2 separate regions of the Homo sapiens genome follow, and region 1 is linked to region 2. A link is a contact called in ENCODE Hi-C or POLR2A ChIA-PET data. All regions are on one chromosome and are shown on one strand. The core of a region is the stretch at or near the end of the contact, and the rest is flanking DNA. Distances in the headings are between cores, read along the strand shown.

Region 1 (3,608 bases), core at 141-2,640, 1.1 Mb before region 2:
AATACATGTGCAGCTTTGTTATATAGGTAAACTGATCCTCTCCCTCCTCCCATCCTCCACCCTCCTGTAGGCCCCAGTGTTGTTCCCCTCTATGTGTCCATCACAATACATTTTCATCTGTCAGGGTAGCTTCCCCAAATTATTGTCCTGAATCATCAGGGCTAGGTGTTATTGTAAATTGTGGTTACACTAATACAATTTAGAGGAGATCATCAGTTTGTCACAGGTTCTCAAGACATGAAAATCCACCAGAGAGGCTCTATTAGACTCAATGCATCATTTCACGGAAGGACATGTAGAGATCCTTCACGAGAAAATCACTTCTTTCCTTCTTTCCTTCCTCTTTTCTTTTCTTTTCTTCTTCCTTTCTTTCTCTTTCTTTCTTTCTTTCCTTCTTTCTTTCTTTCCTTCTTTCTTTCTTGACAGAGTCTCACTCTATCGCCCAGGCTTGGTGTGCAATGGTGCTACCTCGGCTCACTACAACCTCTGCCGCCCAGGTTCAAGCAATTCTCCTGCCTCAGCCTCCCGAGTAGCTGGGATTACAGGCGCCTGCCACCACGCCCAGCTACTTTTTGTATTTTTAGTAGAGACGGGGTTTCACCATCTTGGCCAGGCTGGTCTTGAACTACTGACCCCGTGATCCACCCACCTCGGCCTCCCAAAGTGCTAGGATCACAGGCACGAGCCACCGCTCCCGGCCTTATTTCAAAGTCCTTAAAGGAGGCAGGGGAATGCTTTCTGGAAGGTTTATATTTATAATATGATTCAGCAGGAGAAACAGATTGCCATGTTTTTACAACTCGAATCCTGTTTTTTCAACTGAAAATAATTGTATTGTCTAGTTATAAAAACAACAACAAAATGAATGCATGCTGATGAAAAATAAAAGGAACCCCCTTCCCAAATAAACAAACAAAAAGGAAAGTAGTTGAAGTGAAAAAAAAATTTGAATACCACTTCCTGCCTATTTTCCAGACTTCCTAGCCTCTCGCTCCCCACCCCTTCTCCGGGTTCCAATCTGGGACCAAGCCCTACAAGACTGTTAGGGCTTTACTTGCTGGACGTGAAGGGGAGAGAAGTGTGCGTTTAGGTGTATAGAAGAGGAAGAAGCGATTTTTTAAAAGCTCCAGCAGAAACCAGAGCAAGCCAAATACAAAATATTATGACCCGTTTGGTCGTGGGGATCGCTAAATAAAAAAATAGAGGGGTGGATAGTAGCCTGTGGTAGTGGTGGAGAAAGCACGAATGAAGAGAAAGGTGGCCCCGCCCACAGTCCCGCCCCCACCCTCCTGCCGCACTGCGGGTGTGAATGGTAATTGGAAATCTGAGCTCACAGTGACGTGACCCTTAGGAGACCCAGAGCCAATGCGTGGATTAGTCCCTCCTCCTAGTTGCAGTCTGGTAGTTGTCGCTGGCCGTGTGACGGCTCGCTGTTGCCCTGAAGGCAGGCGAGCCAGCTGCCCAGGAAAGGTGGAAAGTGGTAGAAGCTGACCCCTGAGCCCTGGCAGGTAGGTGGCGCTGACCGGTGTGTGAGCAGCAGAGGGCAAAGACCAGAGCGGGTCTAGGACTGGATACACACCCTTTCCAGATACACACCCGTTTAGTGCGAGAAATGGAGCGGTTGGGGAGAGGATCTCCCGAGGGGGCTGGATTGAGAATGGGTACCATTTGAGATCTCCTAGGAGGCCGGCCATCGGGCAATGTCTGATGGAGTCCAGCCGGTGGAGGAGACTGAAAGGAAACAGCCTGCTTCCTGCAGGTCCGCGGGAGGGAGGTACAGCCGGCAACCAAGGGTTGGGGAGGGCGGACCCTGCCAAGGTTTTAGGCCTGCCTTCTAGGTATCTTTTCTTCACCCTCTACCCATTTAGAGCTGGAAATGATAGGCTGCGGGGGCCGAGGAGAGGAATTGCTGCAGAGGAGGGGGACAGAGATTAGGTCTGGAAAGCAGGTCCCTATTGCGGCAGTTGAGCGGGCGAGCTTCTGACTGAGGGACAGAGGCGAGGAGCGAGAAACTGTTTTTGGTCTCAGCAGGTCGGTCGGTGTAAGCGTGGGCGCTACCTGTAGATCCTGGAGTGAGAATGACAAAGCGCAGAGACCGCAGCAGGTCCTAGTTTTCAATGCCCACATACCTCTTCACTCATCGTCCATCTTGATGCATAAAATGGTGGGCATGGGAGTGGGGATCGGGTGGAGAGAGGGCCTGATGGATATCTAGATTGAAATTCTTTGTGAATAAACTACGTATTCATTCAGCAAGCTCTTCTAACTCCCCCGCCAGGCAAGTTGCCTGCGTTGCAGAAAGGGTAACTAGATGACAGGTAAGAGGAAACAGTAGAGATGGGCGCCTAAAGAAGAGGTTAAAACGTTTTGGAAATAATCATCTTTGATGCCTATTTCTGGAAGGTGGGATAGCCTGTCACAGGGTGGGAAAAGAAGCCGTGAGACAGGATGGAGGAGAAACAGAAGGTGCTAATACTAGGAGAACCCTAAATCAACTCCCATTACCGGTCCTTTGATTAAAAGATCAGTCCTGGTAATTGTCACATTTGTCTGCAGGTCTTTAAGTGCGTTTGTGCAGCCGATTTCAAGGCTAAGAGAGAAAGACTGCCTCTGATCCCTGAAGGTAGGAGGTTGCCTGGGGCCCTCTGGTGTAGGGGTATCAAGGATCAGAGCAGAATCTGGGTGACTCACAGCCCTTCCTGCCCGAGTTGAGTGCAGGAGAAACTTAGGAGAGTCTTCATAAAATGACAGCCTGTATCTGATGAGGGAAGAAGGGAGTAGAGGGGCGAGATCTGGGGCGCTCCTGGAGAGCTTATTAGGATCCCAGGGAGGTGAAGTCTGGTCTCTCTATGATCGTCCCCCTCCGCTAAGTCGTCTTGCATTTTGGCGGTAGGAGTGGCCTGGGGAAGGGATTTTCAGGGAAAATGATGGGCTTTGGGGCAGCGCTGGGTCTGGGGCGCCCCCTACAGGGTTCATAAAGTTTCTCAGGTGGGAAAACCTTTGCCAAACAGAGCTCTGAATCCTATCAAGCATTCATTCCCTCTTCTTGCTTTTTATCTTCTAGGAAGAAAAAAAAAAAAAAAACAGGAAAAAAACTCAACATGGAAAATGTCCCCAAGGAAAACAAAGTTGTGGAGAAGGCCCCAGTGCAGAATGAAGCCCCCGCTTTAGGAGGTGGTGAATACCAGGAGCCTGGAGGAAATGTTAAAGGGGTTTGGGCTCCACCTGCCCCGGGTTTTGGAGAGGATGTGCCCAATAGGCTTGTCGATAACATTGATATGATAGATGGAGATGGAGATGATATGGAACGGTTCATGGAGGAGATGAGAGAGCTAAGGAGGAAAATTAGGGAACTTCAGTTGAGGTACAGTCTGCGCATTCTTATAGGGGACCCTCCTCACCATGATCATCATGATGAGTTTTGCCTTATGCCTTGAATCTTGAGGTTAATAATCATAAAATCCCTGCTTTCTAAATTCGCATTTTTCCTGGTGTACCTTTAATGTGAACCTTTTGGCATTCTTCTGCAATTTTCTGATTGGAGATTGCATTTTGACCTAGTCTGTAAGTTTTTCTGTCAGAAGAGGACTTTCATCAACTTTCATGGA
Region 2 (3,276 bases), core at 194-2,693:
CTGCTGGGGGTGGTGGCTTATGCCTGTAATCCCAGCACTTTGGGAGGCCGAGGCAGGCGGATCACCTGAGGTCAGGAGATCGAGACCAGCCTGACCGACGTGGTGAAACTCCATCTCTACTAAAAATACAAAAATTAGCTGGGCGTGATGGTGCACTCCTGTAATCCCAGCTACTCGGGAGGCTGAGGCAGGAGAATCGCTTGAACCTGGGAGGCGGAGGTTGCGGTGAGCCGAGATCACACCATTGCACTCTAGCCTGGGCAACAAGAGCAAAACTCTGTCTCAAAAAACAGAAAAATAGAAAATAAGTGGCAGATCTGGGCTTTGAATCCTATTCTGACTGACTCAATGTTTGCTGCTATTTGAAGTATTGGGCCTTGTTTAATTTACTACTGTACTCACTAAGGCTAACACATTGCCTTGCACATAATAGGCATGTTATGCTTTGAATAAATATTAATACATGAAATGTTGACTACAAAGTGTTTTCCACTTGAGCACAATTACTATTAAGCATAAAAATTAAATATCATTAAATGTACGTTCACTATTTTTTTTTTTTGAAACGGAGTTTCACTCTTTTTGCCCAGGCTGGAATGCAATGGCATGATCTCAGCTCACTGCAACCTCCACCACCTGGGTTCGAGTGACTCTCCTGCCTCAGCCTCCTGAGCAGCTGGGATTACAGGCGTGCGCCACCACGCCTAGCTAATTTTTGTATTTTTAGTAGAGATGGGGTTTCACCATGTTGGTCAGGCTGGTCTCGAACCCCTGACCTCAGGTGATCCTTCCGCCTCGGCCTCCCAAACTGCTGGGATTACAGGCGTGAGCCACTGCACCCACCTCGGTAGGTTCACTTTGCTGTAAATTTTACTCTATTAAAGCAACAATATTTTACAGCACACAGATGTGTGTATACTTCAAGTTTTCTTACTCGTGGCTGGGCTAATGACTCCTCTAAAAATTAGAGGTATTACTGAATGTAGTCCAGGAGGTAGTGAATCAACCAAAAAGAGACATCTGTCCTCTTTTTGAGTTCTGTAGTTGAAGAAAAAGATTATTTCTGAGGGTTTAGGATTTAATAGTCTTGAGTGGGATCCAGTGAAGAAACTATAAAGTATTTTTCTGATGCAGTGTTAAAAGAGAATGAATGCTTGAGAAACCCCACGGCCCAGAATAGATCTGGCTTTTACCAAAGGATGCCATTTCACGGAACCACCCTGTTTCTCATCTCCCAATCTTCCAACCCGTTAGGGATCTGATGTCTGCAATTCTATCATGAGAAAACTATTCCTTGAGTTGGAAGACTTAAACTGCAAGCACCCCTGGGATGGCTAACGCAGTTAACACTGCAGTGTGAACGTCTTCGTGAGTCTCTTATGTAGATCCACCAATGGGACGGTGAGGAAAGAGCAGGTGGTGGGCGGGGCCCCGGGGAGGGGAGGAGAGGAGAACTTAGAGAAGGAAGGCGGCGGGTGTCAGGGCTATGAGTGCTTTTAAGGAAGGTCTCCATAGAAGGTTCCCCCAGCAAAGTAGGGAGGGGTACTCCCCGAGAGGAGTCGAGGTGCCGGAGCCTGCTGCCTCGCCGACGCTGGGAGGAGCCCCGTGTCCCGCCGCGCTTGCCAAGGGTTGGCTGCGCGTGCGGCGGGAGTAGAGGCGCCTTGCGCACCAGGAAGTGACTGTTTCCCCGCCGCAGCAAACCAGGCCATCCGCTGGCCTTTTAGTTTGCCGCCTCAGGTTTGTAAGAGGATTTATTGGTTACGAAGGAAGGTAAGGTGGATAAATAGCCCGGAAAACCTGATTTAACCCTTGCTTTACAGAAAACTCCCTACTATGCCAAACTGTCCGCGGGGCGGGGAATGGAGGAGGCAGGCGGGGCTGGAGACGGGACCCGACGGTGACTGCGCAAGGTCGTGTACGGCCCAGCGTGGGCCTGTGCCCTAACTCCTCCCACTCCCTTACTTTCTGTCCTTCCCGGGCCCTGCAGACCGGCCAAGTTTAGTGGTAGCCTTTCCTAGTGTCTCCTCTTTGTTAACCCTTCCTACAGACACAGTGGGCAGAACTTGCCTAAAGAAGAAGGGAATGGAAGGGCTAGTGGAGTCTTGTTGGGGAGACAAGGACCTGACTGCCTGTGGGCTGCATTCGGGACACGACACAGCAGTCAACCCATTTGCTTGTTTGGTTTAGCAAGGAATAGTGTCTGGAGCCGGTCCAGCTGAAGGAAGGGTGAGCAGAGAGTGCAAGCAGGACCCTTGTCGGTGGGTGAACATTTTGCTCCAAAAGGGATCCTTGGCCCTGCGCAGGTGAGACCTACCACATAGTCTCTTTGATTTGAACCTCTCTGAGCACAGGAGAGTTAGCCTGCCTTCCTATTTGGGCTACTCTGGACTCCAGGACTCTTCCTGATCAATTCCTGAGGCAGGTATAGAACAGTCGAGCACGACTGCTCACACGCTTTTTTTTTTTTTTGCTGAGGAAAAAACTCCCAAGCATTTTTATTTTTTATTTGTTTGAGACGGAGTCTAGCTTTGTCACCCAGGCTGGAGTGCAGTGGTGCGATCTCGGCTCACTGCAACCTCCGCCTCCCGGGTTCAAGTGATTCTCCTGCCTCAGCCTCTGGAGTAGCTAGGATTACAGGCGCCTGCCACCACGCCCAGCTAATTTTTGTATTTTTAGTAGAGACTGGGTTTCACTCTGTTGGTCAGGCTGCTCTCGAACTCCTGACCTTGTGATCCGGCTGCCTCGGCCTCCCAAAGTGCTGGGATTACAAGCGAGAGCCACCGAGCCTGGCCCCCAAGCATTTATTTTTTATTTTTTATTTTTATTTTTGAGACAGAGTTTCACTCTTGTTGCCCAGGCTGGAGTGCAATGGTGTGATCTCGCCTCACCGCAACCTCTGCCTCCCAGGTTCAAGCGATTCTCCTGCCTCAGCCTCCCGAGTAGCTGGGATTACAGGCGTGCGCCACCACACCCGGCTAATTTTGTACTTTTAGTATAGACAGGGTTTCTCCATGTTGGTCAGGTTGGTCTCAAACTCCTGAGCTCAGGTGACCTGTCAGCCTCGGCCTCCCAAAGTGCTGGGATTGCAGGCGTGAGCCACCGCACCTGGCCCCAAGCACTTATTTAAAACAGGACAAAATATAAAAAGAAAATAGTCTCTTCTGTGAACAAATGTCTCCCCTGACATTAAGAAAGAAACAGAACTCACCTTGACTAGTATGAGTGTGCTGCCTTGAAAAAGAAATTTCACCACAGAAGTTACTAAATATGACAGGC

What was found. Hi-C counts contacts between places; a loop is a spot of excess contacts on that map. ChIA-PET counts read pairs that join two places held with the same protein, here RNA polymerase II (POLR2A). Pooled maps may share reads with other maps.
Region 1: a map of naive thymus-derived CD4-positive, alpha-beta T cell shows a loop between it and region 2 (15-fold over the local background). The contact joins the promoter of BEX5 here to the promoter of TRMT2B in region 2. A Hi-C loop is called at or near these places in 1 of 168 maps with a recorded cell type or tissue (naive thymus-derived CD4-positive, alpha-beta T cell) and 6 of 50 pooled maps. POLR2A ChIA-PET finds 5 or more read pairs at or near these places in 1 of 52 experiments (naive thymus-derived CD4-positive, alpha-beta T cell).

Annotation. Positions count from the first base shown.
Region 1 is chrX:102,153,759-102,157,366 of GRCh38, reverse strand. BEX5 (brain expressed X-linked 5) reads left to right here and starts at 1,390. Exons shown (of 3, transcript NM_001012978.3): 1 at 1,390-1,508; 2 at 2,557-2,623; 3 at 3,065-3,608. The coding sequence starts at 3,102. The coding sequence ends at 3,437. RefSeq lists an enhancer at 1,434-1,573.
Region 2 is chrX:101,050,278-101,053,553 of GRCh38, reverse strand. It overlaps TRMT2B (tRNA methyltransferase 2B), which reads left to right and starts at 1,443. Exons shown (of 14, transcript NM_024917.6): 1 at 1,443-1,737; 2 at 1,821-2,303.